Linked DNA regions of Homo sapiens: region 1 is linked to region 2. The links are chromatin loops, found by intact Hi-C in ENCODE. Cell type or tissue: gastrocnemius medialis. All regions are shown on one strand. Links, peaks and the distances in the headings refer to the core of each region. The heading gives the core; the rest is flanking DNA. Region 1 holds the start of LOC101928618 (a long non-coding RNA gene). Region 2 has its middle 100 kb from the start of EEPD1.

Region 1 (16,030 bases), core at 3,019-11,018, 47 kb after region 2:
GCTCTCGCTGCAATGGCTTCCATGCCTGGAGCACTCAGAACAGTCTTGGCTGAGCATTTACAGACATCGTCTCATTTCCTCCTCCCAACCCACACAGAAGCCAGGTGTTTTGGGTCCAGAATTGTATACAATTTGGGGAGCCTTTTTTGAAAAGGAACACATATGAGCTAATACAAATAGACTGAAATAAGAGGAAAAAAATAAAATAATTTCTTTAGAAAGGAAAAGGAACACCAACTTACCAACATGAAATTAGATACAAAAGCAGGTCTTTAGAAGTGAGGGCTACCTAAGCTTTAGCTTCATTCACTTTGCAGTACATTTCGCTCTGGGGACAAGTATCATCACCCCCATTTTAAAGGTCAAGAAATTGAGGCACAGATTGGTGAAGCGATTCACCCAATGTCAGACAGTGCGCAACGAATTAGCTAGGATTGTATCCCAGATCTGTTTAGTGTCACCCAAGTTAGTAGTAACACCCAATGACCTCTGATGGCGGTGGTGATGGGTGCCTCTGTTCTAGAAAGAATGTGTATCTAATTTGCATCATAAAGTGATTGATGCCATCAGCTGTGTTTATGCCATCAGTTAGTCTGTATTGATCCAGGGCGTATTTTGTGCAGATGGGGACCCTGGGAAGTTAGCAGCAATGGAGAAAAGCGTGGAATGCTCTCCAGGTATTAACACCACTGCCACCGCCACCCTGGCCATGGAACACTGCACAGGGAGAAGGCAACAGAGCAAAACAAGCATATTGCATTTCTCCAGCTGCTCCGGAAGTCCTTGGGACAGGAACCATGTGTGTTTAGGAGAACACCTCCATAAGCCTTTGGAAGCAGAAAACAAGAGCCTGTGGGCTTGAGCTGGAAGAAGACAACAAAGAAATGCTAGACCACCTTACGTTAGAAAAAAGTGCCCTAATGGGGGCCAGAAAGGCAGAGTGAGGGAAGAGAGAAGGAAGCGGGGAAAGGGATAACAGCGGGCAGGGGAAATGTGGCAGGAAGGACAGCCCAAGTGGACATGTCCAAGACTTCAAAAAACCAGACTGTACTCAGTTTGTACCCCTGTCCTTTATAGCATAAATCTCCATAGCCCCAGAGTTTCAGCACAGCTGGAACACACACAGGGGTCTTGAATGCAAGGGCTGTGTGAGGGAGGGATTGTGTGTGTGAGGGCCTATGTGTGTAGTGAAGTGTTCGTAGACAAATGTTCAAAAGAGGATGCTCAGATCATTACCGATGCCCTGTGTTGTTAAGAGTTTATCATCTGTGAATCGAAGGGTTTATAACAGGATAATGACAGAAACGTGAGTTTAATACAATTTTTAAAAGATGTTTCCTAGAATGCTGTATACACAATGTGCTGAACAATATTATTTCAGTGAACGTAGGTCATGTATATAGTTGTGTATGTGAGAGTATGTACGTGTGTGGGAGTGTGTGTGTTGTGTGTATGTGTGTGAGATTGTGCATGTATGAGTGTGTGTGAGTGGTGTGTATATGTTTATTAGTGGGTGTGTGTGAGCATGTGTGTGTGTGAGCGTGTAAGAGTGTGAGTGTTGAGTCTGTGTGTGTGTCTGAAGCTGAGGTCAACATCTGGGCTAGATCAAAAACCTAATTGAGGAAAGCATAGTGGAGTGGAAGCAAGAAATATTATTCCTGGGGCTTCACCAAAATCTAAAATTGGGCACTGATGGGGTGGGGATTTGAGATCCTCTTCTCTAGATCTTGGAGGGCAGGTGGTCCCCTCTGACATCCGGGTTGGAAAGGGGAAAGTAGCACTATTGAGCATGCCCTGGGCCCCAGTCCCCATGGCTGTGCCACACACATTATCTCATCTGCTTTCCCCACAATCATACGAGATGAGTATTTTTTTGCCCACTTGGTAAAGAAATCAAGGCTCAGTCAAAGAGGTTAAACAACTGGCCAGTAGCGAACAGCTGTTAAGAACAGGATTCCTCTGATGTCACAGCCCCTGCTGATTCCCTGCTTCCCCTACACGCCACCCAGTCCCACCTTGCTGTGATATTTCTCCCACTTTAGTCCATTTCCAGAACATTTGGCATAGGCAAGTCGAAGACAATTGGCTGGCAGTCCTTGTGTCTCCGCAATGCAGTTGCCCAGCTCGGTTTCCTCCCACAATCTCCTCTTCCTTTCCTCTTACCCCTTTCCCTGTCAGGGCTCTCATTGAAGCCAGTGGAAAATTACTGACCTAGTCATTGGCTCCTGCATCTTAAATGGAGACATTACTGCTCCCTGCTGCCCAGATTGTCCCTGAACTCTTGACCAAATATGTGGTAGCTGCTTTTAACTGTGACCTCACACATCAAGTGAAAATGCTAGAGACAAATACATATTACCTTTTTTCCCTGCATCTTCCACAGAAATTGAGAGAAAAACATCTTAATGGAATTGATTAAATAGATGAGATGACATTTTAAACACTTGACCATAGGTAAAGTAGTGGGTTATGCAAACTCATTTTAATGTGTTGGCCATCTGACTGCCACCAAGGCATAGCTACTTGTTTTTTCTTGGTAAAGTGCAAAATAACTGTCAAGCCAGATCTCTAGGTGATAATAAGCATCCAATTATCACTAAAAATGGAGTCTGGTCCAGGACACCTGCCAGTCCTTGGAGATTCAAGTAGAACTCTATGTGCTGGTTCAGCTACACCGAAGAAGGGAAACAAATAAAAATGGTGATTTATGAGTGCCTCCTTTGTGCCAGTCACTGTGCTAAGCATGCTACATTCATAATCTTATCCTATCTACAGAGCAGGGTGGACACCATTGCTATCCCCTTTTTGCAGAAGAGGGGATTAATGCCCAAGGTCACAAGCTTATATGTGTCTGGGCTCATCCAGTTCTTCACCTCCTCAACATAAGTTAGGATGGCACTTTCCTGATCCTTTGATGTTAGTAACCTGTCACTTCCAGGTAAAACTAGTTTCCTCATCTGCAAATGAAAAATAGTATCTATCCTGCAACCTGTTTGGAAGATGTATTAGCCTGTTCTCACATTGCTATAAGGAACGACATAAGATTTATGTATGAAAAGAGTGATTTCTGAAGAAAAGAGTTTAATTGACTCACAGTCCCACAGGCTGTATGGGAACTATGGATGGGAAGGCCTCAGAAAACTTACAATCATGGTGGAAAGTGAAGGGGAAGCAGGCACATCTTCATAAGGTGGCAGGAAGGAGACAGAGAGCAAAGTGTGAAGTGCTACACACTTATAAACAACCAGCTCTCATGAGAACTCACTCACTATCATGAGAATAGCAAGGGGGAAGTTTGCCCCCATGATCCAGTCAATTCCCACCAGGTCCTTCCTCCAACATTGAGGATTAGTTTGATATTAGATTTGGGTGGGGACACAAATCCAAACCATATCAGAAAATTTAATGTAATTATATATATATAATAATGTATATAAAAACATATAAGATAGTGCATGGCTTAATAAATGTTAGTTATTATTTTAATGATAATGATTACATGATGTTGCTACTTGAGAATCTTCAGGAGCTTCCTTTACTTATTAAGTCATGACCAAACTTCTCAGTCAGACATTCCAGGCTCCAATTCCTCACTGATGCTTCTGTCATGGTTCAGGCTACCTTACTTAGCTCCTGGACTCTGTTGGGTGGGAGGAATAGGAAGATGAAGGCAGGAACCAGCACCTGAGAAGACAGGAGCTGCTTCAAGTAGCTTGGCCTCAGGAGTGACCCATCATAGTAGTGCCTGCCTCAGCTAACCCTTAAGGTGGCCCAGGAGTCTCTATCCAGCAGAAAGAACACAGCTATTGGAGGCAATCCTGGCAATTAGCATTGGTCATTATGCCTGTTGCTGAAGGCAAAGTTTTTTAACCATTTATAGTGTTGGATTAAGACATATATATTGGAGTTTTTGTTCTGGGCAAGGTGGAGTAAGCACACCCTACCCTGTTTCTCCCACAAAATGCAAAAATGAACCCTGGACAGACTACATTGAACAGCTATCTAAGGACCATGACAAGTAAACAGGAGCAGGTGAATTGGGGAAAGAGATCAGAATATGAAGTACCACCAAAACCACCATGAATCTCTCATCTTTTATCCCCTCTTGTATCATCTGGCCTGGACTCATTAGTCTGGCCTGGATGTGCACACCAAAAGCAAGCAGGGCTCTAAAAAGAATCCTCACTTTCTGGTCCAAGGTGGTTGTGGGGACACCTAAGAGTTATAAGAAGTGGAGAAAGTCCCTGGTTTTTAAATCTTTTTTCACTCTTGCCCACCCAACCCCCAGGTAATCCCATAGTGGCAGCAGTAACAACAATGGCAACAGCAGCCTGGAGAGCACCGAAATACTTAAAGCTCTGAGGGAAGCGAGTCTTCCCTCCACTAGAGAAGCTGTGGTCCCAAGAGGGTGGGACAAAATACCATTCCCTTTTCTCTCTCTCTGTTCATACACTGCCTGGTGGGACAGACTCAAGTATAGCCATGAGATGTATGCAGCAAGGTAGGAAAACTAAAGACCTAGCTTTCTAACCAGAGGACAAAAAAAATGGGGCTTCAGTGGGCCAAAAATGCCAGAATAATCTCAGAAAGGAGACTGCTCAAGAGAGCAGTTCCATATTAACTCCGAGGCTTACTTCTAAGCTGCACATGGTGTGAGAACTGAACTGTGCATGAGACTATGATCCAGGCCACCAAATGGCCACTGGGCAACATACACACAACAGATTCCCATAGCACTGCAAAGGCTTTGAAAACTGAACTGATATTAGAACCACAGTCCACAGGAGAACTCGAGTCTGGAGCCTAATTAGACTGATTGCTTGCAAAAACAAAACAAAACAAAATTCAAAATTCGCTTTAGGATTTAAACAAGACATGGATCCTCATAATGTAATATTCAAAATGTTCAGGACACAATCCAAAACTACTTGACATATGAAAGACAAGAAAAACTTCAACTTATAGGGAAAAGAACAATCAACAGATGCCACCTGCAAGATGACACAAATGTTGAAATTATTAAAGATGCAAAGGCGACTATTATAAACATATTCCAAGAAGTAAGGGAAAATTCTCTTGAAACAAAAAAGTCTCAATAAAGACTATAGAAGATACAAAGAAGGACAAAAGAGAAACTTTTTGGAACTGAAAATTACAATGACCGAAATAAAATATTCCCTGGATAAGATCAATAGCAAAATAGAGAAAGTCAGTGAATTGAAGATTGAATAGAAATTATCCAATCTGAACAAAAGGAAAAAATTAAAAATTAATGAACAGAGTATTGGAGGCATGTGAGACAATACGAAAAAGTCTAATATTCATAGTGTTAGAGTTCCAGAGGGAGAAGGGGAAGAATAGGATGCAAAGAAACAAACAAAACCCAAAGGAAACCGTGCCCAGATGCATCGTAATTAAACTGCTAAAAACTAGGGCAAAACATCTTGAAAGCAGCCAGAGAAAAATGATACTTTATATAAAGGGAAACATTGACTTAAATAACTGTGGATTCCTCAGGAAAAAAAAGTAGGCCAGAGGAAATGGAATAACATTTTTAAAGTGCTGAAAGAGAAAAAACTGTCAATCCGGAATTCAATATCCAGTGAAAACATCCTTCAGGAACGAAGATGAAATAAAGACATTCTCAATGAATGAAATCTGGAAGAATTCATCACCAACAGACATGTTCCAAAATCAATACTAAAGAAATACTTTTCCTCCTAAGATGCAGAACAAAGCAAAGATGTTCTGGCAAAGGAAGAATGAAAGTAATGGGCAAACAATCAGTGGTTGCCAGGGATTAGGGGTGGGAGATGTGTGACCACAAAGGGAAGAATGAGAGAATTTGTGTATGATGAACTGTCTGTATCCTATTGTGGTGGTGGTTACATGAATCTAAACATATGTTAAACCTTACCAAACTGTTATGCCCCAAAATAAAATTTAAAAATAAAGTTAAAATGATTGTGTATTTTTTTAGTGGCTTAAAACTACACAAGTTTTTATGTTATAGTTAAAAGTCAGAACGTGGGTTAGAAGTTCAACACAGGTCTCTCTGGGCTAAAAGCAAGGTGTTGGCAGGGTTGCATTCCTGTATGGAAGCTCTAGGGGAGAATCCCTTTCCTTGTCTTTCCCAGCTCCTAGAGGCCATTACATTCCTTGGCTTATAACATCTTCCTTCATTTTCAAAGCCAGCAATATCAGGCCAAGTCCTTCCCACATTGCCTCACTTTAACCTCCTCTTTTGTCTCCCTCTTCTGATTCTTCTTTTTTATTGAGGTGAAATTTACACAAAATTAACCTTTTTCATGTCCATTTTAAAGTGAACAATTCAATGGCATTTAGTACATTCACAATGTTGTGCAACCACAACCTCTACCTAGTTTCAAAACATTTTCATCAACCTGAAAGAAAACTTCATACTCATTAAGCAGTCACTCCCCATGTCCCCTACCCCAGTCCCTGGCAACCATCAATCTGCTGTCTGTCTTTATGGATTTGCCTATTCTGGGTATTTTGTGTAAATGGAATCATATGTGACCTTTTGTGACTGGCTTCTTTTGGAGGTTTTGATGGTTCATCCACATTGTAGCACATGTAAGTACTTCATTCCTTTTTATGCCTGAATAATATTCCATTGTATGTACATACCACCATTTGTTCCTCCATTCATCCTGTGTATTCATCTTTAAAATAAAACTTTAAAAAACTTTATATATGATGTCTCACCCAAGACCAATCAAATCAGAATCTCTGAAGGGTTAGAACCCTGGGTGATGGTACTTTTAGATCACCAGAGTTGAGAATCTCTGCTTTTATATAATGTTTTGGTCATCAATTTCTGCATAAGAAGCCATCCCAAAATGCAGTAGATTAAAGTAACAATGATTTTATTTTATCATGATTCTACAATCTGTACCAGGCTCAGCTCTGTTGTTGAGCAAGTAACAGATCCAATCCAGACTCTGCTAGCTTGCTGGTGGTCACTCATGTGAGTATATTGAGCCAATGGGTTGACTTAAGTCTGGATTCAACATGGAATGCGACAGTTGTGCTTCAGTCTCTCACCATGTCTCAGGGCCTCTCCCTCTCCTTGAGGCTACTCTACGTAATCTCTCCAGTAGAGTAGCTGGACTTCCTACACAGTGGCCCAGGACTCCCAAAGCATAGGAGCAGAGGATGCCATGACTCTACATCCTCATCCCAGAACAGACACGGTGTTCACTCCCACCACATTCTACCGTTAAAGCAAGAAACACATCCAGCCCAGACTCAAGGAGGGGCCTACACAAGGGCCTGAATACCTGGAGATGTGGGGAGGGGGATCATGACTCACTGGGGCCGCCAATGTAATGGACAACCGTATGCAACCTCTTGTGCAATGTTAATATATTTTCAGTAAAACCAAATAATTCACACATATAAAAGCAAACAGATGTCCAATGTATAGTAATGTAACTATAGTTAACAATGCTGTATTGCATACTTGAAATCTGCCAAAAGTGTAGATCTCAAGTGTTCTTACGTAGTCAATTCTGCAAGAGGATATAACAATTTTAAATATATATGCACCCAACACTGGAGCATCCAGATATATAAGGCAAATATTAGAGCTTAAGAGAAAGATAGGCCCCAGTACAATAGTAGCTGGAGACGTCAAGAGAGACTCTTACCAAAAAAAGGAAAGAAGGAAGGGGGGAAGGAAGGAAAGAAGGAAGGAAAGAAGGAAGGAGGAAAATGCTGACTATGTGAGGTAAAGCATATATTAATTAGCTTGATTGCAGTAATCATTTTGCAATGTATACATATATCAAAATATCAAGTTGTACACCTTGAATATATGCAATTTTATTTGCCAATTATACCTCAAAAAACCTAGGGGCTGGTGGGTGAGGTAAAGGCAAACATATTTTACATACAAATGATAAAACGAAGTGGATAAGTAAATGCAGCACACACTTACTGTCCTTAGCATCACGGTAAGTGAGATATTAACATTTTGAAAATGTTAGTTATATTAGAACTGATTGCTGGTGACCCTGGATGAATTCTGAACTCCTCCTCAATCAAGCGGACAGCCACATTCCGGAATTTTCTGAACATTGAATGGTGAATAATTTTTAACATTGATTTTATCTACTCACCTGTTTCCAGCTAATCACAGCCCTGGGTGACATCACAGTCCTGGCAGAAGAGCATTTTTATTTCACTTTTTAAAAAACCAACAACAAGCATGTAAATGAGCTCTAAGTCCTCTCTCTGTCCATGTGCAGTGAGAACAGGGCAGTTCTAAGAAGGTAAATGATGGGTGAAATTTTCTACAGGGCTCTGCCCTTGTTATGGGATAGGGTCTCCATCCTGACCTGCACTGGAGGAACCTGGAAAAGAACTGGGCCAGAGGGCAGTGAGAAGACAAGAGAAGAAGGAGCTGAAGCTTCCCCTCAGCGCCTCAAAACTCATTTCAAACTAGCCACTAAAGTTCTGAAAACACCTCAACCTCCTGTGAAAATCCTATCCCAGTATCCCCTGTATCCCTATGAGGCTCTTCATTTTCTATTACACAAGATGGGCCCAGAACCTTAAATGGAAGTGATACCATGCTTCTCATTCACTTATTCAAAAACTAGTTCTGGAGTCTGTATGCATAGTTTGTCAAGTAGCTAGGATTGTAGGGGTGAACCAGACAGATAACTACAACCCTTATGAAACAAACATCCAGCAGGATAGAAAGAAAATAAATACATAAAACAATCAGATGGCCAAACAGATTAAAACAGAAGGAAGCGCTGGCATTCCCTGAACACACCTGCTCCCTCATATACAGGGGCATATGGACAAGGACTTAACCAACCTCAGTTGGCTTATCTGTTAAATGGGCTCCCAATAGTACTGACTTCATGAGGTTGTGAGAATTTGCAAAATAATGTCTATTCAGTGGGATGACTGCAGTCTCAAACATGGTATATGATCAGTAACTGCTAGTTACTCTAATGATTAGTAGCAGTTTCTGAAGAACTGTATTTAAAATTGCTTCAAGATTCAGAGAAGTCCCCTAGCAAATATGAATTCCTCTCCCTCCACCCCACTGACTTCACGCTCTTTTCTAATGTATCCAAGCATTGATGATTTTATTAACTTTTAAGCTCATTTCTTTCTACTGAAACTCCTAAAGACCAGCCTCCTCATTAAAAAAAATATAACCCTTTAAAAGCAACTAAACGTGATCCTCCTAGTGTTTACACTGGGAGTGGAGTGTAGAAAGCCCTTGGGATCAGAAAAACCTAGATTTGAAAGCTGGCTCTGCCAATATTTGCTGTGTGACCATGGGCAAGTAGCTTAACCTCTCTGAGCTTCAGTTTTCCAATCCATAAAATGTGACTAATAACACATGATATTCAGAGATGATATGAGGTCAGCAAAGTACTTTTCATTAAGGTGGCTATTTTTGTTATTAATAGGTCACGTAATTCAGGATGTAAACAAAGGTTTATTCTGGGAACTGAATTAAGCAAGCCATTTAAGCAAGAAGGCTGCACAACACTGAAGTGGAAATAACTGATGGGAAGACAATCATCCTCCCAATCCTCTCATTGTGCAAGACAGGGGGATCCCCAACCATGGGGTTACTGAGGGTTCAGAACAGAGGACCCTTAAATAGCAGTGGTCTGACCACCACATTTTCAGATAGGAAGGTAGAATTGCCCCAGGCCACAGGCCCATGGAAAGCTGTTAGGTCCCCTCAGTTTGGGGTGTCACTGGGCTTCTGTAAAAACACGTGAAGGCCCCACAAACAGTTATGTGAGTAACAAAGGGGCCACCAGCCACCTCAGCAGCAGATGGGCAGGTGGGTGGCAGAAAGGGGTAAGGGAAGCCTGACCATGCTGAGGAAAAAAGTCAGAGCATACCCTGAGCAGGGTCTCTTCTCAGCACTAGGAACATGTGGCATCAGTGGGGTGTACCTGCTAAAACGGACGCACCAATACAGGAACACTTTTATTAACTAAAGTCCATAGTTCACATTAGGATTCGCTCTGTGATATACAGTCCCATGGATCTTGACAAATGCATAATGCCATGTATCCACCATTCCACTCTCAAACAGAATCATTTCACTACCCTAAAAATCCTCTGTGCACCACCTATTCATCCCTCCCTCCCCCATCCAAGCCCCTGTTAACCACTGATTTGTTTTTACCAAATACCCAGACTTCAAAGAGATGATCTTTTTATGATCTCTGTAGTTTTACCTTTCCAGAATGTCCGGAGCTCATTTCTTTTTCCTGCTGTATCATATTCCATTGTCTGGATGTGCCACGTTTTGTTTATCTATTCATCTGTTGAAGGACATCTTGGTTGCTTCCAAGTGTTGGCAAATATGAATCAGTGTGCAGGTTTTTGTGTGGGCAAAAGTTTTCAACTTATTTGGATGGTTATGTTATGCCATCCTTGCTTACTGCAATCAGATTGTAGTAAGGAAAAAAGTTGTTTAGCAGGAAAGTCTCTTTCAGAGGAAGGAAAAGTCTTCGTTGAGCAGAATGCCTTGATGGGCTGTGTGGCTGTGGAAGGACAGCCTGGGAGCATGGCCACTCGGGCTGGAAGCAGATAAAACATATACTTTAGCATCCAAACCAGGACACTTTGGGGGTTAAGAGTAGACACTATTAATATCACTGGAGCAACAGAAATAATCTGGTTTTATTCCTGTAAACTTTGGTATAATGAAGCCAAGAGTTGGCTAAACTTGAGTACATTTTTTTAAAAACTCTAAACACAAAAACATAAAACAATGTAGGTGGCTGACTTTAAAATGACCGGCCATATTGAATGCTGGTGAGGACTCAGAGCAACTGAAACTCTCCTACATAGTTGGAGAGAGTGTAAGATGGCACGACCAACTTGGAAATCAGTTTGACAGCTTCTTAAAAAGTTAAACATACACCTACAATACAACCCAACCATCCCACTATAGGTATCTATCAAAGAGGAAAGAAAGCATGAAACCCAAAGACTTGAATGCAAGTGTTCACAGGAGCTTTATATAGAGCCAAAACCCAAAAACAACCCAAATCCACTAGTATATGAATGACAGACAAACTGTGGGACTTCTATACAATGGAATACCACTCTGCAGTAAAGACACACTATTGATACACACAATAACAGAGAAGAATCTCAAAATCATACTGAGTGAAAGAAGCTAGGCAAAAAAAGAACATACCGTATGATTCCATTTATGTAAAACACTAGAAAATATGAGCTAATCTTTTTTTTTTTTTCTGAGACAGAGTCTTGTTCTGTTGCCCAGGCAGGGGTGCAGTGGTGCAGTCTCAGCTCATTGCAGCCTCAATCTCCCAGGATCAAGAGATCATCCCACTCGGCCTCCTGAGTAGCTGGGACCACAGACATGCACCCCCATGCCCAGCTAATTTTGTTTTTTTTTTTTTTTTTGTAGAGATGAGGTCTCACTATGTTGCTCAGGCTGGTCTCGAACTCCTGGATTCAAACAATCCTTCCACCTTGGCCTCTCAAAGTGCTGGATTGTAAGTGTGAGCCACCGCATCCAACCAATACAAGCTAATCTGTATAGAGAAAGCGTATCACTGGTTGCCTAGGGATGGGATTGAGGGAAGAATGGATTAAAAGGGCACAAGATAACTTTAGGTGATGGTGGAAATATTGTTTAGAAGTGACAGTTTTATGGCTGCGTGTATGTCAACACTGATAGAATTGCACACTTTAAATATATGTGATTTTGTATCCTTCAAATATACCTCAATAAAGATGGAACACTTTAAGAAAAAATAAATAAAAATGCATGCTCTTTAGCCTTAAACAGAAAAACATGATTTTTAGGGAGTAGGGAGTAAGTGAGCCAGCATGGAGACAAGGAGGTTGAAGGCAAGTGAAGAAGTCCCAGAAATTGAGCAGACAGCTACCAGAAGAGAAGGCCAGTGAACATATTCCATTTTGGACTTGGGGCCCAGGCAAGGGGGTCCCAGAGACATTTTAAGACTGATAGTGTCCAATAGTCTATTTTATCAGCTGTGCTATTCTCTAAAGAAACCCTTACATGTGCGCACACACACACACACACGCACACACACAAACACGGACACACTGGTCTTTAATAAGTTATGTAATGGCCTTGGATGAGTGAGGTTTAGGAGAAATACAGTAAAGGAGCTGACTCTCTGGGTAGATTAAGGATAGGGAGAAGGGGGCATTTAAAATATGAAAGATGGGAGGGAGAAAGAGCCAGGATTCAGTGGAAGCGGAAAATCAGAATGTGAGGAGACCCAGGGAAATATCTGACTTACAAGAATCCTCATTGAGATTGGGAAGTTGGCTGGGGTCCCATTTTACAAGAAATGAGGGTTTTATTTGCATTTTATTATTTAGGGCTCTAGCTGACAACCCAGTTACATGACGATGTCAAAGGGCAGAGGTTACATCATTCCAGCCAAATACCACATCCTGTGGCCACTGCCCCTTAGGACATAGTTCTCACCTGGGGCCTGGTCAGAGAGGACCAAGGTCATTGGCCTTTTGCTTCTTAGTTAGCAGTTTTAAAGTAAATGGCGATTTAGGGAAAGGGAGAGGTGGCAGATGACAAGAAGGGAGAGCATTTGTGTTTTCAATTTTACCGCCCATAGTGCTAGGCACTGGAGTTACAGTGAGGAGCACACTCCTGACTCTTCTATTCCCGGAGCTGATGGTGCAGCAGGACTGCAGACATGAAATCAGTAAGACTAGTGCCTGTTGAAATAAGGGAGAGGAAGAGAATATGGATGTGAATTACAAGTAATTTCTGCTAGGGGACTTCCCGGGAAGTGAGGGTCAAGATGAGATTTGAAAGCTGAATAGGGAAATGTTGCCCCAACACACAAGACCTCAGTCCTGGCAAAGCAAGCCCCGATTCCCCAATCAATGAGCTTCAGTCAGGCTATTGACTTGGCACCAACTTGTGTGCAGTGGCCAAGCTGGATGCTGTCCTGAATTATATCAGTGTGACAAGGCAACGTCTCCTTTAGTGTGACCTTAACAGTGGATTTGTCCCTCTTTATCAGAGTAGGCTCCCTGTGTTCCCAAACTCAGGAAACTCCAGGCATTGGCAGCCCACTTGCACATTCTACATCAGATCCTGCCTCACTGGGAGTTGTGGCAGAGGATGGCCAGACAGACACCATGGACAGACACCATGGAGAGGGGCAATGAACAAACCTTCATCTTCTATACATAACATGAATTCTGCTTTCTCTTCTGTGCCTGTGTACAGACACTCAGCCAGGAATCCCACCACCAGGAGCATTTTCATCCACTTCTCTAAAGGAGTCCAGTGCCTTGCTGCATAACAGTGTGTGATAGACTATACACAGTTGCCCAGGGGGTCCAGCCTCCCTGCACTCTCCTCCCTGTGTGATCCCTCCCTACATTCACTCCAGGCTTAGTCATGTGATTTGTGAGAGTGAGGCAAGCAAAGGGTTGATAAGCAGTCGTTCATTTCTCCTGGAATATTACCTCCCGGAACTCAGCTGCCATGCTATAGGGAAGTATTGACTCTCCTTTTGTGAACTGAGAGGCCACAGGAAGAAAAACTGAGGCACCCCAGCCCTCAATCAGCACCAGGGCCTCAGAGTGTGAGAGAATCATCTGGGACCTTGCAACCCAGCCCAGTCCCCAGCCTGATGTACCCTCCTGGAGTGAGCCCAGCAGAGACCACAAGGAGCAGAGCAACCACCTAGCTGAGCCCAGCCACCCACAGGACACGAGAGAGGATACACTGAGATTGTTTTAGGATTATACATAGTGGGGTGGCTGTCTCAGAGCGGTATTCATCACACAGGTGTGGCCCTCAGGCCTTGTTTCCCAGCAGCAAGAGCCATTGTCATAGCTCCAGGGAAGCCTCTTTACAGCCACTGACAGTTGTCCCACTCTCGGGATGCTCTTTCAGGCTTTGGTTTCCATTGAGGATATTGTTTTTCTTATCATTTTTCAGGTGGGTCACAAGAGTGTTTTGAAGGGTTCAGGGCCCACCCTTCGGAAAGTTGTAGATGATTGTCTTGTGACAGCTGCAGTCATAGAGCAGGGTTTTTTTAACTATTGTATTTAAATATAGTAAATTGGCATATATATTTGTGTGTGTGTTGATCGTGTTTGTTTATTTCTATAGAACCATCTCCTCTTCCTAATAAACACAGAAGACAAGACAGAGAGGAGCACAGGAAGGAAGAAGAGCCCCTGGAGAAGCAGTCCAGTCTCTGCAGTTTCCCCAGCTGGGGCAGATGGGCTGCCCTCCTTATTCCCCAGGTGGCCCCTGGCCAACCTTTCAAGTCAGCACTTATCTTAAGGACAATGCTTTTGAAGGCCAGGGAGGTATGGGATTTTCTCCTGATCTGATCCCACTGAGCGAAGCCTGGCAGCTTGCACACCTGCGTCCTCCACTGCATGAGATCCTCTCAGCCAGGCGGGCCATGCACAGCAGTGTGTGTTTTCTGCTCACTCCTACCCACAGCTGTTTGCCTCCAGCATGGCCCATTTCCTGCCCCATCTCCTTGGGCTCCCTGGAGCTCAGGACTTCCTTGCCTCATGGCAAGTGCCAGGAGCTAGCTTGACCTCCCACATTCTTTCCTGTGCTCAACCTTGCCCTGCTGTCCACCACCTGAGGTTTCGCTATCTGCACTCTGCTTTCAGCCTCAGGCTGGTTCTTTCTGGCTAACCTGAAACACAGGTGCCTGCAGAGGAAGTTGAAGAACCTCCCCGTGGTCCCCTGCCAGCACTGGCTGTTTCCATAGGGAAAGGCTGGGTCATACCTTGGGCAAATTCTACTGATCCTGCACCTGTCCAAGGTGCCCAGTGTGCACTTAGTTTTCTCTATAGGAGACGCCCTGGGGGAAGTTGGTTCCACCTGGGGCTCCACCACTGTTGCTGGGGTGTGGGTGAAGGGGGAGGCCACAGGGCCTCACTGGGGGGCTGTGCAGGGGGAGTGGTCCTCTCTCCAGGCCAGGTAGGGGACTAGCAGGCACGTTAGCTGTGCTGCTGGCTTCTGCCCTGACTCCAGGTCCTCCTCAGGCCTCTGATTTCTGTGTTGTTCCTTCGACTATTCTCAGAGTATGAAGTAAAGGTAGGAATGGCAGGCTCACTGCATCTCTGCTGTTTTGGGTTGGCAGGGATGATACACTGTACCTTGTGGATGGGGAAGGAGGGCAGCTTGGTAGCGGGATCAGTTGCAGGCATTAGTTTCAGGGGTATGATCCAAGCCTCCAGCTTGGATCTCTTGTAGCCTGGGAGAAGATAGGTGGCCAACACTTCATTGTCCTGCAACTAGTCCTGGATCCCTTCCCATGTACGACCCATGGACACCATCAGTTCTGCCTGCCCAGGTCTTTGTAGTCAGAGAATGACTCAACGCAAAGCTTTAGTTTCTCCCCATAGGAGGGCCTCTCTTGCTGGATTGAGCATGAGGATTCACTTGAACAGGTTTTCGCACTCCATGGACAGGTAGAAACAAATACCAAATGTTCCTCTCAGCTCTCACTACTCCCGCAGCTCCTTAGGGTTCTGTCCATCAAAGGGCTGGGATGTGATCACTAGATATACAGGAAGCCTCCAGGCTGTACACCTCTACCCTGGGGCCACCTTACTTTGGCCCTGGAAGAGTTCTGGGTGGCATGAGGGGCACTACCACAGAAGGTACCCAGCTTGTTGCCAAAGAAGCCCAAGCCTGCAGTCTCGATGTTCACGTCAGCATCCAAAAGCAACTATTCTGCCTTCAGGTCCCTATGGGCAATACTACACTTCTGGCAGCAATACTATCACATAGCACAGCCCACACTATCTGGTGGAAATTGCTTCAGGTTTTCTTCTTCTTCAGGCTGCCATGAGCCACTAGGTACTCAAATACCTCTCTCTCACTAGCCTGCTCCACGACTAGGTAAAGTGCTTCCTTGGTCTCGATCAACTCAAATAATTTCACAATGTTGGAATGATACAATACCTTCATGATGTCTTCATGAGATAGTCTCTGGAGGCT
Region 2 (16,030 bases), core at 5,180-13,179:
AATGAAACTTGAGTGAAATGCACTCCGACAGAGAGTGCCATGTGCACAAACCTCTTCACAGCCATAACCTCCTGATCAGCAGTTCTAAATAAATAGCAGCCCAAGCGCATGTTTCTCAACCTTTTTGTGGATGGATTTGCTCTCACTCCCTCAGTTTTTGTATAAAATCAATCAAATCTCTGGGCTTCAAAAAAACCTTGGCCCTTGTTAAATCTCCCAGGCACAGTTATGTAATGAGATGGAGAAATGTCATTCCTCAGGCTCCCCCTTGCAGAAGAAAATATTATATTTTGGAAGAAGAAATTGTTTAATATCCTCCCTTGGGAAGAAGAGTAAGGCCCCAAGTTCATGGCCAAGTACCAAAGACTGTTGCAGAAGTGAAAAGGACAAGGAGAGGCGTCTGTCACTCCTGAGAGAAACAGGGGAGGAGACAGGGAAGGAGAGGGTAGTGGGAGTGGCTTTCACTCTATCGCCCCTTGCTAGTCACTAAAGTGGCTAATCTCAGGCCATGCTTGGTGCAACTGAGTTTCTAATTTTGTAGGGTTGAAACTGGTGAAGGGACTGAACTTTGCACTGGTGTGATGTGAGTGAAACTAAGAGGAAGGACTTACTGCGACTGGAGGGGCAGAAGGCCTTGCTGGAGCCTGCATTATAATTACCTGCAGCCACATCTGCCATCCCATTAGCACTTCCAAAAGCCACATGAGGCCCTCCTCAAGAGTCTGAGCTGCAGAGAGACATTTAAATAGGCTTGACCACCTGGAGCCAGTCACCAGATTATCATCCAAGACCAGCAAGCAGGGCTGCCTCCATTCTTGTGAGCCTGGGCCAATCAGAGCTCTTTCTGCTTTGAGTCAAGACTTCCTCCAGATACATTTAAAGTGAGCTCCCAGTTCACCGCAGAGCCATATAGAACATGCTGTTTGGGTTCGAATCAGGGCTGGAGTGTTTAATTCCTTTAGATATACATACCAACTTTATTCCAAGGGCATCAAAGAGCCCATTAAACATTCATTATCTGTGCCCTCTCAAAACACCAGCTCAAGGCTTATCCCACCATTGCATTCCCTGGTGACCACAACCTAGTCCCAGTTACTGTGATTGGTGAGCACTTGGAATCCTGGTTTGGCCACTTTCTAGTTGAGTAGCCTTTGATGAGTTACTTGACCACTGTATACCTATATTAATTTTCTCAACTGGAAAATGAGTATAATATGTATTACCACTTTGGATTGATTAATTAAATATGGTAATATGCAAAAAGTGTCCAGAAAATGTAACATAGAGTTGTCCTTAAGGAATGACAAGTTTTCTTGTTTGTTTTCTTTTTTCTGCTATTTCCAAAAGAAATCCCAGGTAAGTTTTTTTTAAATCTGAAGAATCTCAAACGATGAATTTTATTATGTAATTATTATGTAATTAAATTAGCTGATATCCATCTACTATTCGCAAAACAAACAAATTTGATAAAGTATGAATTCACCAATGAACTATTTAAAGGTTTGTTTATTTAACTAAAACTTATTTTTGCTCTAAGGATTCTTCTTTGTAACTCCAAAATTGCCTATAACCAATTTCATTCAGATCTTTCTAAACCATCACTTGTGGTTCGAATCAGGGCTGGAGCATGAGGGGGTCATGCTCCCAGGTAGAAGCAAGCACCTATCTACCTACTGCTCTCAGGGAAGCCTGAACCCAGGAAGCAAATTATATGCAGGTGTTTCAGGCTGAGATGTGAAGTATGCTGTTTATAATGTCAAAGTCTATTTTCCTGGGCTCAGGAAGATCTTACAGAGATTATTGTGGTGTAAACTGTATCTGGCTGGAATAGATGAGAGAGTCAGTAGGAGAGTCCTGGAGTTGGATAAGAAGGAGCTGGAGAAGTAGCTTCCAGTTCAGGGAAGGTAAGAACCAATGCAATATGGCAGCAGGATAGAGCTAAGTAAGACAGCCAGCAGGGAGCCCCTTGTGGCTGGATGTGGCTGACAGTCTGTAGGGGCACTGGGTGGAATCTAACAGTCAAGCGTTTCAGTTTTCCTCTTCTGCATTGTAATTCTCTTACATCACCCTAAGGCTTCAATAAAGTTGGTTAAACACAACTGTCTTGTGCTAATTATGATTTGAGAGAATAAAGGAAGGAACTCAGCCTACACTTAGGGATGAAGCTGACCTGGAAGAGGGGTCCCACACAGAGAAGCCTAGAGCATCAGGGCCGGGCACAGTGGCTTATGCCTGTAATCCTAGCACTTTGGGAGGCTGCGGTGGGAGGATAACTTGAGGCCAGGAGTTCGAGACCAGCCTGGCCAACACAGTAATATGCCGTCTCTATTAAAAATACAAAAGTTAGCCGGGCGTGGTGGTACACGCCTATAATCCCAGCTACTCCAGCCTGGGTGACAGAGCGAGACCCTGCCAAAAAAGAAAAGAAAAAGAAAAAAAGAAACAAAAGCCTAGGTAGGGGAGAAGCCTGGGGCCACTCACAGAGAGAAGGGACAAGCAAACCCCAATCTCAGACTTCCCATTTTTTCTTTAGGCTTTTCAGCCCCTCTCCCCATCAGTCGTGTCTTCTCCATCTCCCTTCTAATTTTATACTCTCTTTTATTCTCTCCTAGAATGAAGGCACTAAACACTAGACCTGAAACAACTTTGACAATATCTCAAAGCAAACTCTGGGCCCCTGTCCTCCCTCTCTGTTCATTCGTTGTGCTATTTGGAGCTGAACCAGTCCACGAGTCTACGCTGATTTTGCAAGCGTAAATAGTTGTGGTTCAAATAATCTTGCTCAATTTTTCAGATCTGGAGATTCTGCCATATAACTGTTCCAATGCCAAGAATTCATACCCCAGAGGCCTTCCTCTCATCATTTAAGATTTTCAAAAAGATAATTTCGCCTCAGTACTGGTTGCCAGATTGACAGCCTTAAAAACAAGAGGTGAAATTCAATCTCAATGGAGCTTGTGCCTGCTCTCTATTTTTAGGGAAAAGATTATTCACCCATATGGGCAGCTGGGAATAGAGCATTGCTGGGGGTGGTGTGGGGGAGGGTAGACATTTAAAGCAAACTTGACCCTAAATCTCCTGCCCTCAGTGGGGTGGGGGTGGGGAGTGTGGAGTGTGGAAGGAATAAGAATTGTCCCCAGGTTGGGAGGGGTGCAATGTAGGATTTCCCAAAAACCATTGTAAATTTTGCAGAATGATAAAAATATTTTTCTTTCTAAAAATAGCTCTCTCAGAAACCAGATGTCTGGATTTAATTACAGTCACTATGTATTGAGCATGTACCAAGGTACCAAGCCCCATTTTGGTTCTTTGCAGATATCTGGTACAACCCTGCTGCAAGCCCATAAAACAGGTTTGCTTCCCTATTTTCACTTGACAAATGAGCACACTGAGGGTCTGAGAAGGAATTCAAAGCCAGTGCACCACTTAACCCCAATCATTTCCAATTTTCTGATATCTCCCAGGCCAGAAGTTCCCAGACTTGGTTGCACATCAGAATAAACACACATTCCTGGGATCTACCCCAGACCTGCTGAATCACGATGCTCAGCTGGGGCAGGAAGTGATTGTAAAGTTCCGGAAGTGATTGTAAATTTCCCAAAGTGATTCTGATGCACAGCTGGGTTTCAGAATTGCTGTCCTAGAGACAGATGGGGACAGGTAATTCCAGGAGTGCACAAGGAACACCACCTTCAAGTCCTTTCAACCTGGGGCCTTAAGTGTCCTAGGCTACCTTAGGCTTCTCTGAGTTGCTCGATGGAGCTGTATTTCCTGTGACCTCAGAGCTGGCCCCTCTGGTTGGAAGGGTCCCCATGTAGCCTCTGCCTCTCCACATCTCAGCTCTAGGGGCACCTCCCTGTGGATGGCAGCCCTGTCCACCTGCACAGGGTGAGATGCCCTGCACTTTCTCAGACCACATCATGGGCTGTAGTTATACATTATGGGGATTTCAAAAATTCATGTTGGCCTCACCTGTTAGATGGTAAGCACTGTAAGGGCAGGGACTAATTCTACTTCACTCAGAATTGTACTCCTGAGCTTTATCCAGGGGTGGCACATTGTGGTAGCTCCTGTGTTTGAGTGAAGAAGGGAATGAGGAAACAAACTGGAAGGGTGGAGAACTAGGCATAGGAGACCCGGGTTCCAGTCCAGGTTTGTGCCAATTTGCTGCGTGACAATTTAGTGAGCCCCTCCTCCTCTCTGAGATTCCACCTCCTCACCTGATAAAAGAGGGGATGGATTAGACCTATTGGATTAAACCTAGATATCAAACTTGAGTAAGTGTCAGAGTTGCTTAGGGAGCTCCTGTAAAGGTGAATCCAAGCCCCTCCCCCAGGCAGCCTCCTTCAGCAGGCCTGGAGGGGCCATCTGCACTATTAATGGTCCCCAGAGATGCTGCTGCAGGTGGTCTCTGTGTGGTGGGGCACATTTTTAAAACCCTGGACTGAGTGAATTCTGAGATCCTCTCGAGCTGTGCCATATTGTCATTTCGTTAGCATACAGTTAGTGAGATCTGGGCGAGAGGAAAACAAAGGGCATTGTGGAAAGGTGGTGACTCCCTGGAACGTGCATTCCTCAAGCTGCTACCAGGCAATATCGCCCGTAAGAGCTGGAAGAGAGACCTTGGTTGCCAGCCCCTCTGTAACACACCATACTTGGAATCACTACTTTTTAACATATTGGAATGCAAGACAACGCAGTTCATACAAAAAATATCTAAAAATATCCTGGAAATATTAAAATGTTCTCAGAAGACACCAGATACCATTCATAACCTCTAAATGCTGAGACCATCGTTGCAATGAATGGAAGTCCTGCTGTGTTGTGTGGGGGGGGTGCGGGGAGGCTTTATAATTCTCTCTTTTCTCTGCCCTTTTAAAAAATTGTCAAAACACATACAGTCAGTTCACATCTGAGATTCAACCAACCACAGGTTGAAAGTATTTGGAAGATATAAAAATAAAAAATAACAATACAATAAAAATAATACAAATTAAAGAACAATAGAGTATGACAACTACTTACATAGCATTTGCTTTATATTAGGTATTATGAGTAACCTAGAGATGATTTAAAGTGTATGGGACGATTTGTGTAGATTATATGCAAAGAGTATGCCATTTTATACAATCTATCTCATTTTATTGTGCTTTGCTTTATTACACTTCTCAGATACTGTATTTCTGACAAACTGAAGGTTTGTGGCACAGCTGCACCAAGCACGTCTATTGGCGGCATTTTTCCAACAGCATGTGCTCACTTCGTGTCTCTGTGTCACCTTTTGTTAATTCTCATAATATTTCAAACTTTTTCATTATTATTATACATTTTATGTTGATCTGTGATGAGTGGCCTTTGATGTTACTATTGTAACTGTTTTGGGGTGCCATGAACCGCACCCATATAAGATGGAGAACATAATCCATAAATGTTGTGTGTGTTCTGACTGTTCCACCAACTGGCCGTTCCCCATCTCTCTCCCTCTCCTTGGGTATCCCTAGTCTCTGAGACACAACAATATTGAAATTAGGCCAATTAATAACCCTACGATGGCCTCTAAGTGTTCACGTGAAAGGAAGAGTCACATGTTTCTCACTTTAAATAAAAAGCTAGAAATGATTAAGCTTAATGAGGAAGGCATGTCCAAAGCCAAGACAGACTGAAAGCTATGCCTCTTATACCAGTTAACCAAGTTGTGAATGCAAAGGAAAAGTTCTTGAAGAAAATTAAAAGTAAAGTGAAACAGCCTTATTGTTGATATGGATAAAGTTTGAGTGGTTTGGATAGAAAATCAAATCTGCCACAATATTCCCTTAAGCCAAAGTCTAACCCAGAGCAAGGCTCTAACTCTCTTCAATTCAAGGCTGGGAGAGGTGACGAAGCTGCGGAAAAAATGTTTGGAGCTAGCAGAGGTTGGTTCATGAGGTTCAGGAAAGAAGCCATTTCTACAACATAAAATGGCAAAGCAGCAAGTGCTGATGTAGGAGCTGCAGCAAGTTATCCAGAAGATCTAGCTGAGATCATTGGTGAAGGTGGCTACACTAAACAATACATTTTTAATGTAGATTAAATAGCCTCCTATTGGAAGAAAATGCAATCTAGAATTTTTATAGCTAGAAAGGAGAAGTCAACACTTGGCTTCAAAACTTCAAAGCACAGGCTGACTCGCTTATTAGGAGGTAATTAGGAGTCGCAGCTGGCTACTTTAAGCTGAAGCCAATGCTCATTTACTATTCTAGAGCCCTTGAGAATTACGCTAAATCTACTCTGCCTGTGTTCTAGAAATAGAACAACAAAGCCTAGATGACAGCACGTCTGTTTCAGCATGGTTTACTGAATATTTTAAGCCCACTGCTGGGAACTACTGCTCAGAAAGAAAGATTCCTTTGAAAATATTACTGTTCATTGACAATGCACCTGGTCACCCAAGAGCTCTTATGGAAATGTACAGGAGATTAATGTTGTTTTCCTGTCTCTAAAACAATATCCTTTCTCTAGCCCATGGATCCAGGAGTCATTTTGACCTTCAAGTAGTATTATTTAAGAAACACATTCAGTAAGGCTATCGCTACCATAGATAGAGATTCCTCTGAGGAATCTGGGCAAGGTCAATTGAAACCTTCTGGAAAGGATTCACCATTCTAGATGCCATTAGAACAATCGTGATTCACAGGAGGAGGTCAAAATCTCAGCACTAACAGGAGTTTGGAAGAAGTTGATTACAACTTTCATGGGTGACTTTGAGGGGTTCAAGACCTCAGGGGAGGAAGCAACTGCAGATGTGGTGGAAACACCAAGAGAACTAGAAGTGGAGCCTGAAGAATTGACTGACTTGCTGCAATCTCATGATGAATCTTCAAACTGATGACGAGTTGCTTCTGATAGATGAGCAAAGAAAGTCGTTTCTTGAGATGGAATCTATTCCTAGTGAAAATGCCACAAACATTGTTGAAATGGCAAATAAGGATTTAGAATAAAACATAAACTTAGTGGATAAAGCAGCAGCTGGGTAAAATGCTATCAAACAGCAGCCCATGCCACAGATAAATCTTTCATGAAAGAAAAAGTCAATGAATGTGGTAAACTTGAATGTTGTCTTATTTTTTTAAATTGCCACAGTTGGCCTGGCGCGGTGGCTCACACCTGTAATCCCAGCACTTTGGGAGGCCGAGGCAGGCAGACCACAAGGTCAGGAGATCAAGACCATCTTGGCCAACATGGTAAAACCCTGTCTCTACTAAAAATACAAAAATTAGCTGGGTGTGGTGGCACGTGCCTGTAATTCCAGCTACTCGGGAGGTTGAGGCACGAGAATCGCTTGAACCCAGGAGGCGGAGGTTGCAGTGAGCCTAGATTGCGCCACTGCACTCCAGCCTGCTGACAGAGCGAGACTCTGTCTCAAAAAAAAAAAAAAGTTGCCACAGCCACCCTAGCCTTCAGCAACCACCACCCTGATTATCAGCAGCCATCAACAGCAAGGCAAGACCCTCCAGCAGCAAAAAGATTACAACTTGCTGAAATCTCGGTTGATCATTAGCATTTTTAACAATATTTTAAAATTAAAGTATATGTACATTCTTTAGACATAATGCTATTGCACACTTAGTAGTCTACAGTGTAGTGTAAACATAACTTTTATATGTACTGGAAAACCAAAAAATTCACAATTCACTTTATTGTGATACTCACTTTATTGTGGTGGTCTGGAACTGAACTTGCAGTATCTCCAGTGTATGCCTATATGAGGGACTTGAGTGTCTGCAAATTTTGGTATCCATGGGAAAACTGGAACCAATTCTCCAATACTGAGGGATGACTGTATAGAAACCCAGATAAAATAAGTGTATAGCTTTATGAGTTATAAGGTGAACATCCTTAATCACTACCAAGTCATGAAACAGAACTTCGCCAGGCACCCCAGAAGCCTTCTCCCCATTGTCCCACCCTCAACTCTTTCCCTTTCCCTAGAAGTAAATGCTCTCCTGACTTTTAGAGCTATCACTTCCTGGTGTTTCTTTACAGTTCTATCACCTAAGTGTGCATTCCTGGTCACTATAGTTTAGGCTTGCTGTTTAAAACCATTTGTTATGTCTTTTAAGTATCATTAGATTTACAGATTTCTCCTTTATTTTTCTAAAATACAGGGACACTTAACACGTAGAGTTCCTCACAGTCTGAGTTGTGCTGATTGGGTACTCATGGTACAGTTCAGTGTGTTCTTCTGAGCTCTGTATTTCCTTAAAATTGACAGCTGAAATCAGAGGTTTTATCTGTCTCATTTCCAACCCCTTTGGCAAGATTACAGGTGGTGGTATGTTCTTTCACTGGGAAGCACATAATGTCTGTGTTCTCTCCCTCCCACCTCCTCCTCTTCCTCCTACATTCTTCTTCTCCTCGTCCTCTTCCTCCTCCTTCTCCTCCTCGTCCTCTTCCTCCTCCTTCTCCTCTTCTCTTCTTCCTCCTCCTCCATCTTCTTTTACATCCCTCTCTCTCTCTCTCTTTCTGCCCCTTCCAACTCATGCTGTTGGCCACAGCTGATATTGATGTCAATGACTGGATCCATTAGCTCATTAAGGACTCTAAAAGGGTGACAATCTAATTCTATAGTTTCTTATTTAATTAGTTAAATACTTTTATGAAGAGATATTTTCTCTCATCTACAATTTGGCCACCCAGTGGATGGTACCTTTCATACAGGAAAGGCAAGATAAATGCTTCATTCTTTCCCTTTATTTACTACTTTTCAAGATAATGAATTATTTCTCTATCATGCTATGAAGGTGACCATCTGCTTTTAAAAATATCATTATGAACTTGCATATGTAAACACATTTGACGGGTTTTGATCTATTTTAATTATTATTCTTGTTGGCTTTCAAATTGCCCATCTTTAGCCTGGGAACCTCTTCAGGTTGGCTCCTGAGTGCTTTGGGGCACAATTCCACTGGTCTTTGGTAGCTTTCTCACTGCCTGATATGACAGAGGCTCTAGGCTCACCTTGTACATTTCTGACCCAGACATGCAACTGGCCATTTCTCCCAAGACGCTCTGTTTATTTTAGTGAGAAATAGTATTTCAAGCCCACAATCTGGGTATCAGAGATGTCACTGCTACTCAGAATTAATCATTGTTTCTAGGCCTCTTCACTAGACAGAGCTAGAAAATTATATTTTTGAAAAGTTAAAATACCATCACACTGATACTTCCAATTCAAATTTAGGGCAACAGGGTTTTTTTACTTCATTGCCTTAATGTTACATTTTTATCTCCTTTCTTCTACATCAATAATTCTTGATCTCAATGACCCAGGAAATGATGGGATTAGAATATCCCACGATGACTCATTTACTTTATCCCAAAGCACACACACAACAGTCTCAGAATAACAATACCAATCTACAGCATCTATATGATTCTTGAGAGCAGTTAAATTTTCTTTTTGCATATAGCTTCCATCATTCTTTCCTTGTCCCATTTTTTTCATATTGGTGCTATGTCCACACCAGATGAGCTTTGGGGCATTACACATTATGTACGTCCCTTTCAGCCCACATTTCATCTTAGTTCTACAAGAGACCATATGTTGAACACACACCACCAGTTCTTATGTGGATGTCCCTTTAGACATTTTGGTTTTCTGAAGCTCTTCTCTAGTAGATTTTTAAGGAAGATCTCCTGGATCTTCCCAAAGGAAGAGCACAGGGTTTGTGTGCTCAAGAGAAGAGGGAAATGAGTTTGGTAAGCAGCTATCCAGTGTCTGCCAGGGTCTGAAGATCAAGCAGACAACCCGTGCAGAAGGCCCGAGTATAGGGCCTGGCATGTAGAGGAAGCTGCAGGCTAAGTATCACCATTCAAATGTCAAAAGTTGGCTTGATTCTAGTTGTAGTCTACTCAAGTGTGACTTGAGGGCTCTTCAGTCTGTCCCTTCAGGAGATAAAGCGAGTCTGTGACATGGCCACAGATGCCTGCAGTCCCAGCCCCCTGGCCAGAAGCATTTCTGTAGGTTACAGCTGAGAGCCTTCAGCCAGGTCAGTATGAAATGAAAATGAAAAGCTCATATTTTGTTGTTTTTTTTTTTTTGAGGAGGGAGAGGGTATATTAACGGCATTCTTCAGTAATGATAAGAATATGTTTCTTTTCTTTTTTTTAAGACAGGGTCTCTCTCTCTGTCACCCAGGCTGGACTGCACTGGCATGATCTTGGCTCACTGCAACCTCTGCTCCCCAGGCTCAAGTGATCCTCCTACCTCAGCCTCCCAAAGTGCTGGGATATACAGGCATGAGCCACCATGCCTGGCCAAGAGAATGTGTTTCCTAAAAATACTCAATACTTTCACTTAATTGGTACTTTTCTCTGCTTTTCCTTGATATGTATTTATTTATTTCTATTGTGGTAAAAAGAAAACACATAACATTAAATTTACCATCTTAACTATGTTTAAGTGTACAGTTCAGTAGTATTACATATATTCACATTGTTGTGCAATAGAGCTCTAGAATTTTTTCAAAACCCCATACCCCTTGAACAACAACTCCCAATTTCCCCCTATTTGTAGTCAATTTTATGTATGGTTTCTGTTGCAGGACAGTAATATTTGATTGCCACATAACTAACTATCCCATGTTATCTATCATGCTTTCAGATTTTGCTCTTCCTTAAAGAGAGCTACCCCAATCATTATAGACATATTCCTGATTATTTTCTCCTCATAGTTGTACATGCAGCCACATGTATATGTACATGCAGTTGTACATGCATCCTTTACTTTCTACACGCAGCTCTTCTGTTTCTCCAGCATGTCTGCATACAGGGGTGGTCAGTTTAAGTCTTCTGGGGTACAATCATGAAATTGGGGTTAAAAATGCAAGAGATTTATTGGGGATAATGCCTGGGAACAATAAAAGGAGAAGAAGCAGGAGGAAGCAGGGAAAGACTTCAGACTATGAGGAAGGTCGGATATCTATGAAAGGAGAAGGGGAAGAAAGGAGAGAGAGCCTTGGACTGTGGAGCAGCCTCTGAGAAAGCCTCAGCCAGGCCACAGGGAGTGTTAGAGCAAAGACAGCCTGCAGAGGAGACCCAGGCCAGGGACAGGAATTAGCAGGCTCAAGTTCCCCCACTGTGTCCTCAAGGGCCGGCTGTCTGGGAGAAGCATGGCCTCACCTCCAGTGCTGCAGGTGACCCAGGGGGCTGCAGCTGGGACCTATCAGGGAACTACACCCTCTGTCACGGGGGCAAGCATAGCAGTGCCCTTTCATGGCTGCCACTGGCAGGGAACAGGAATCCTTAATGTTTTTCCCAGCAGATATCCAACTATTCCAACATAGTTCATCTTCAATGATACAGAACACGCTCTTTACCATATTCTAAATTCCCAAACATACATTTCACTAATGTTCCACTATTTTAATGACAGTAGCTAGAATACACTTTGATATAAAGTAGATTAAGTTTCCTCCTATTGTTCTACCTCTTTCACATTTCTTAGTTATATTTATTCCTTTCAAGTAAACTATGGGACTTTAGGCAAGTTACTAAATCTCTGTGCTTCAATTTCCTCATCTATAAATAGGGGATAATGATAGTGCCTTTTCATAGCATTGTTGAGGAATCACATGAGATAATGCATGCAAGACACTTAGTACATCCAAGAACTGATAAATAGTAAGCAACCAAAAAACAGTAACAATAAAAATAAGGGATTTTATTGTTGTAAAAGGGGTCCTTCTTGTAGAGCTCATAAACATCATTGGGATTGCTTTGCATTTGTAGGGTGATTAACAAAAAACATGTATTTTTTTTAAAATTTGCATCTGAAATATGTAATGTTTCAGTCTATTTTTATGCTCTCTTGAAAGTTATTCCTTTCTGTTCTCCATCTGTACTTGCTTCTTGGTGAACCAATGCAGACTCTGGGCTTTACAAATCATCTACACACCAACCACCCACAAGCTGCAACTCCAGCCCAAACCTCTTTCCCAAGCTCCAGATTCTCATGTGCTCAACACATCGCCACATATATCTAACACAACATGTAGACATCGCCAAGTTAATAGGTCTCAAACCTGTTCTTCCTCTAAAAATGTGCTCCGCTCACAACTGTCTCTGTCTCAGTTCATGACATTTCTGCCCTTTCACTTCCTCAGGCCAAAAAACTCTTATCTCTTCCTTGTCTTTTTTTTTTTTTTTTTGAGATGGAGTCTTACTCTGTCGTCCAGGCTGGAGTGCAGTGGTGCGATCTCGGTTCACTGCAATGTCCACCTCCTGGGTTCAAGCGATTCTCCTGCCTCAGCCTCCCGAATAGCTGAGACTACAGGTGTGTGCCATCACGCCTGGCTAGTTTTTTGTATTTTTAGTAGAGACGGGGTTTCACCATGTTAGCCAGGATGATCTCGATCTCCTGACCTCATGATCTGCCTGCCTTGGCCTCCCAAAGTGCTGGGATTACAGGCATGAGCCACCACGCCCGGCCCCTTGCCTCCATTTTTACTGTCACACTCCACATCTGATCCTTGGGGGAAATTCTGTTGTTTCTACCTTCAAAGCCTTCAAAGCACATGCAGTATCTAAGCACCGGTCATCACATCCATTGCTACCGGCCAGCCCCAGCCACATTGTCTGTCCCTCATCTGGCCTCCAGTTTCTCACCCTACTGAAGGCAGCAGCCAGAAGGATATAATGAGAAAGTGAAATGATTCTAACCCTCTGCTCAGAGACCTCTAAAGCCTCCACCTTTCACTCAGAGCAAAAGCCACGTTTTCACAATGACTTTTAAGAGCGTTATGATCTCACCCTGTGGCTGCCCCTCTGACATTGAAAGGTGACCTGCTGCTGTCCCTCCCTCACTGTGGGAGGCCACCAGCAGCACAGGCCACCAAGCATTCCAGGGACACGAAGCTCCAGGCCTGTGGGCCGGCTATTCTCTCAGACCGGAGCACGGCAGATGTCTGCAGATGAACTCCCTTCTCTCCTTCAAGTCTGGGGGCAGGTGTCTCTCAGAGTGGCCTGCCCTGGCCTCCTAGTTACAACTGGAGTCTTCGCTCTCCTCCCCCTTCCTGGGACTCCTGTTGTGTCTGCATTTTGTTTTTTATTAGGTTGGTGCAAAAGTAATCGCAGTTTTGCCATTAAAAGTCATGGCAGAAACTGTGATTGCTTTTGCATCAACCTAATATCTCCCTATCAATGATCACTTTCAAACATTCTAAAGAATTTACTTATTGTAATCGTGGTTTATAGTCTATTTTTAAATTCTAGAATGTAGGCTCCACAAAATAAGAGATCTGTTTTGCTCACTGCAGTATCCCAAGCACCCAGAATAGTGCCAGACACATGGTAGGTGAACAACAAATACGTATGAAGTGGCTTCCCTCATTTAGATCTCTCCCAGTTGAAAGATATTTTTTACATTTTTATTCAAGCATATTACTCTATGTATAATAATGATGCAACCTTAATTTTTTTTTTTTTTTTTGAGACAGTCTTACTCTTTTTCCCAGGCTGGAGTGCAGTGACACCATCTCTGCACACTGCAACCTCCCTTCCCGGGTTCAAGCAATTCTCCTGCCTCAGCCTCCTGAGTAGCTGGTACTACAGGGGCGTGCCACCACACCTGGCTAATTTTTTGTATTTTTAGAAGAGATGGGATTTCACCGTGTTAGCCAGGATGGTCTCGAACTCCTGCCCTCGTGATCTGCCTGCCCTGGCCTCCCAAAGTGCTGGGATTACAGGCGTGAGCCACCGTGCCCGGCTGCAACCTTAATTTAATGATTAACTTATTCTAATGCTTATCACTAGTCTTTCATATTACAATTTCTTCACCTTGAGATTAACAAAAAATTGACCATCACCTCTCTTTTAGCAAGAAAAGAAGGCAGTTCAGTGGTGGCTCCCTCTCAGGCCCTGTGTTAGCACAGGCTGTTCAAGCTGCCCCTCCCTGCCTCCTCTGCCCTCCAATCCTCCAGCATCCAGCACAAGGCCCTTCCGCCCCAAGTCCCAAGGCCCACCTCATTTCCTGCTTCAGGAAGATTGACAGGGAACCTCGGTGCTCCCAGCAATCACAAAAGGTGTGATGTTGGCATAGCTACAACGTCTTTTGTTATCTTGTCAAATCCATACTTTACTCACCTCACAAGATTGTCGGGAAGACTATAGGAAAAAGTCTAATAATTTGATAAAAAATGTGCAAAAGATTTAAATAGACATTTCTCAAAAGAAGACATCCAAATAGCAAACAGGCATATGAAAAGGTGCTCAACATCACGGATCATCAGAGAAATAAAATCTAAACTGCAATGAGATATCATCTCACCCCAGTTAAAATGGCTTTTATCCAAAAGACAGGCAATAATAACAAATGCTGATGAGGGTGTGGAGAAAAGGGAACCCTCATACACTGTTGGTGGGGATATAAATTAGTACAAACACTACAGAGAACAGTTTGGAGGTTCCTCAAAAAACTAAAAGTTGAGCTACCATATGATCCAGCAATCCCACTGCTAGGTATATACCCAAAAGAAAGGAAATCGGTATATCGAAGAGATATCTGCACTATGTTTGTTGCACCACTGTTTACAAAAGCTAAGATTTGGAAGCAAACTCTGTGTCCATCAACAGATAAATGGATAAAGAAAATGTGGTACCAGATACACAATGGAGTACTATTCAGCCTATCCTGTCATTTGCAACAACATGGATGGAACTGGAGATCATTATGTTAAGTGAAACAAGCCAGGCACAGAAAGACAAACATCACATGTTCTCACATATTTGTGAGATCTAAAAATCAAATCAATTGAATTCATAAACTTAGAGAGTAGAAGGTTACCAGAGGCTGGGAAGGGTATTGGGGGATTGAGGGGAGGTGGGGATGGTTAATGGGTCCAAAAAAAAAATGAATAAGACCTACTATTGGCCGGGCGCAGTGGCTCACGCCTGTAATCTCAACACTTTGGGAGACTAAGGTGGGCGGATCATGAGGTCAGGAGATTGAGACCATCCTGGCTAACATGGTGAAACTCCATCTCTACTAAAAATACCAAAAAAAAATTAGCCAGGCATGGTGGCGGACACCCGTAGACCCAGCTACTCGGGAGGAGGAGGCAGGAGAATGGCATGAACCCAGGAGGCGGAGCTGGCAGTGAGCCAAGATCACGCCACTGCACGCCAGCCTGGGCGACAGAGCAAGACTCCATCTCAAAAAAAAAAGACTTACTATTTGATAGCACAATAGGGTGACTATAGTCAATAATAACATACTTGTGTGTGTATATATATACATATGTAAACATATATACACACATATATACATATATATAGATATATATGCACACACATATATATGTGTCTGTGTGTATATATATAGAGAGAGAAGAGAGAGAGACAGGATCTCACTCTGTCACCCAGGCTGGAGTGCAGTGGCATGATTTTGGCTCACTGCAACCTCCGCCTCCTAGGCTCAAGGAATCCTCCCACCTCAGCCTCCCAAGAAGCTGCGACTACAGGCACGTGCCACCACGCATGGCAAATTTTTGTATTTTCTGTAGAGACAGGGTTTTGCCATGTTGCCCAGGCTGGTCTCAAACTCCTGAGCTCAAGTTATCTGCCCACCTTGGCTTCCCAAAATGCTGGGATTACAGGCATGAGCCACCACGCCCGGTCTTAATTGCATATTTTTTAATAACTTTAATAATGTAATTCGATTATTTGCAACTCAAAGGATAAATGCTTGAGGGGATGGATACACTATTCTCCATGATGTGCTTATTTCACATTTCATGCCTGTATCAAAACATTTCATGTACCCCATAAATGTATACACCTACTATGTACCCACAAAAATTTATAAAAATTAAAAAAAAATTTCCAATGAAAGATTGTTGGGAAGATAATGTCTGTGCACAGGTTTTATTTCATGAACTGCAAAGTAGCCCTGCAAAGTTAAAATGTTACATCCATTTGATTCTATAATAAAAATGTGTCTGCCTGCTTGTGGTGCAGCCTATACCCTGCACCTTTTTCCAGGGAGCCTATGTGG

Evidence for each region. Hi-C counts contacts between places; a loop is a spot of excess contacts. Peaks named below come from ENCODE experiments on the same cell type or tissue, not always from the same donor. Only the 100,000 strongest peaks of a DNase experiment are listed, where the experiment ranks them.
Region 1: a loop joins it to region 2, with 2.5 times the contacts of the local background. A loop is called at or near these places in 15 of 110 quality-filtered maps.

Annotation. Positions count from the first base shown.
Region 1 is chr7:36,094,700-36,110,729 of GRCh38, forward strand. It overlaps LOC101928618 (a long non-coding RNA gene), which reads left to right and starts at 611. Exons shown (of 2, transcript NR_108089.1): 1 at 611-677; 2 at 4,289-5,954. It also overlaps the pseudogene MARK2P13. In gastrocnemius medialis, for the core only: no CTCF peak of the experiment used is centred there; no DNase peak of the experiment used is centred there; H3K27ac peaks cover 2,431 bases.
Region 2 is chr7:36,045,492-36,061,521 of GRCh38, forward strand. No RefSeq gene overlaps it. Among named protein-coding and RNA genes, the nearest start is that of EEPD1, 100 kb to the right of the region's middle. RefSeq lists an enhancer at 12,378-12,879. In gastrocnemius medialis, for the core only: a CTCF peak has its summit at 8,679; no DNase peak of the experiment used is centred there; H3K27ac peaks cover 4,706 bases.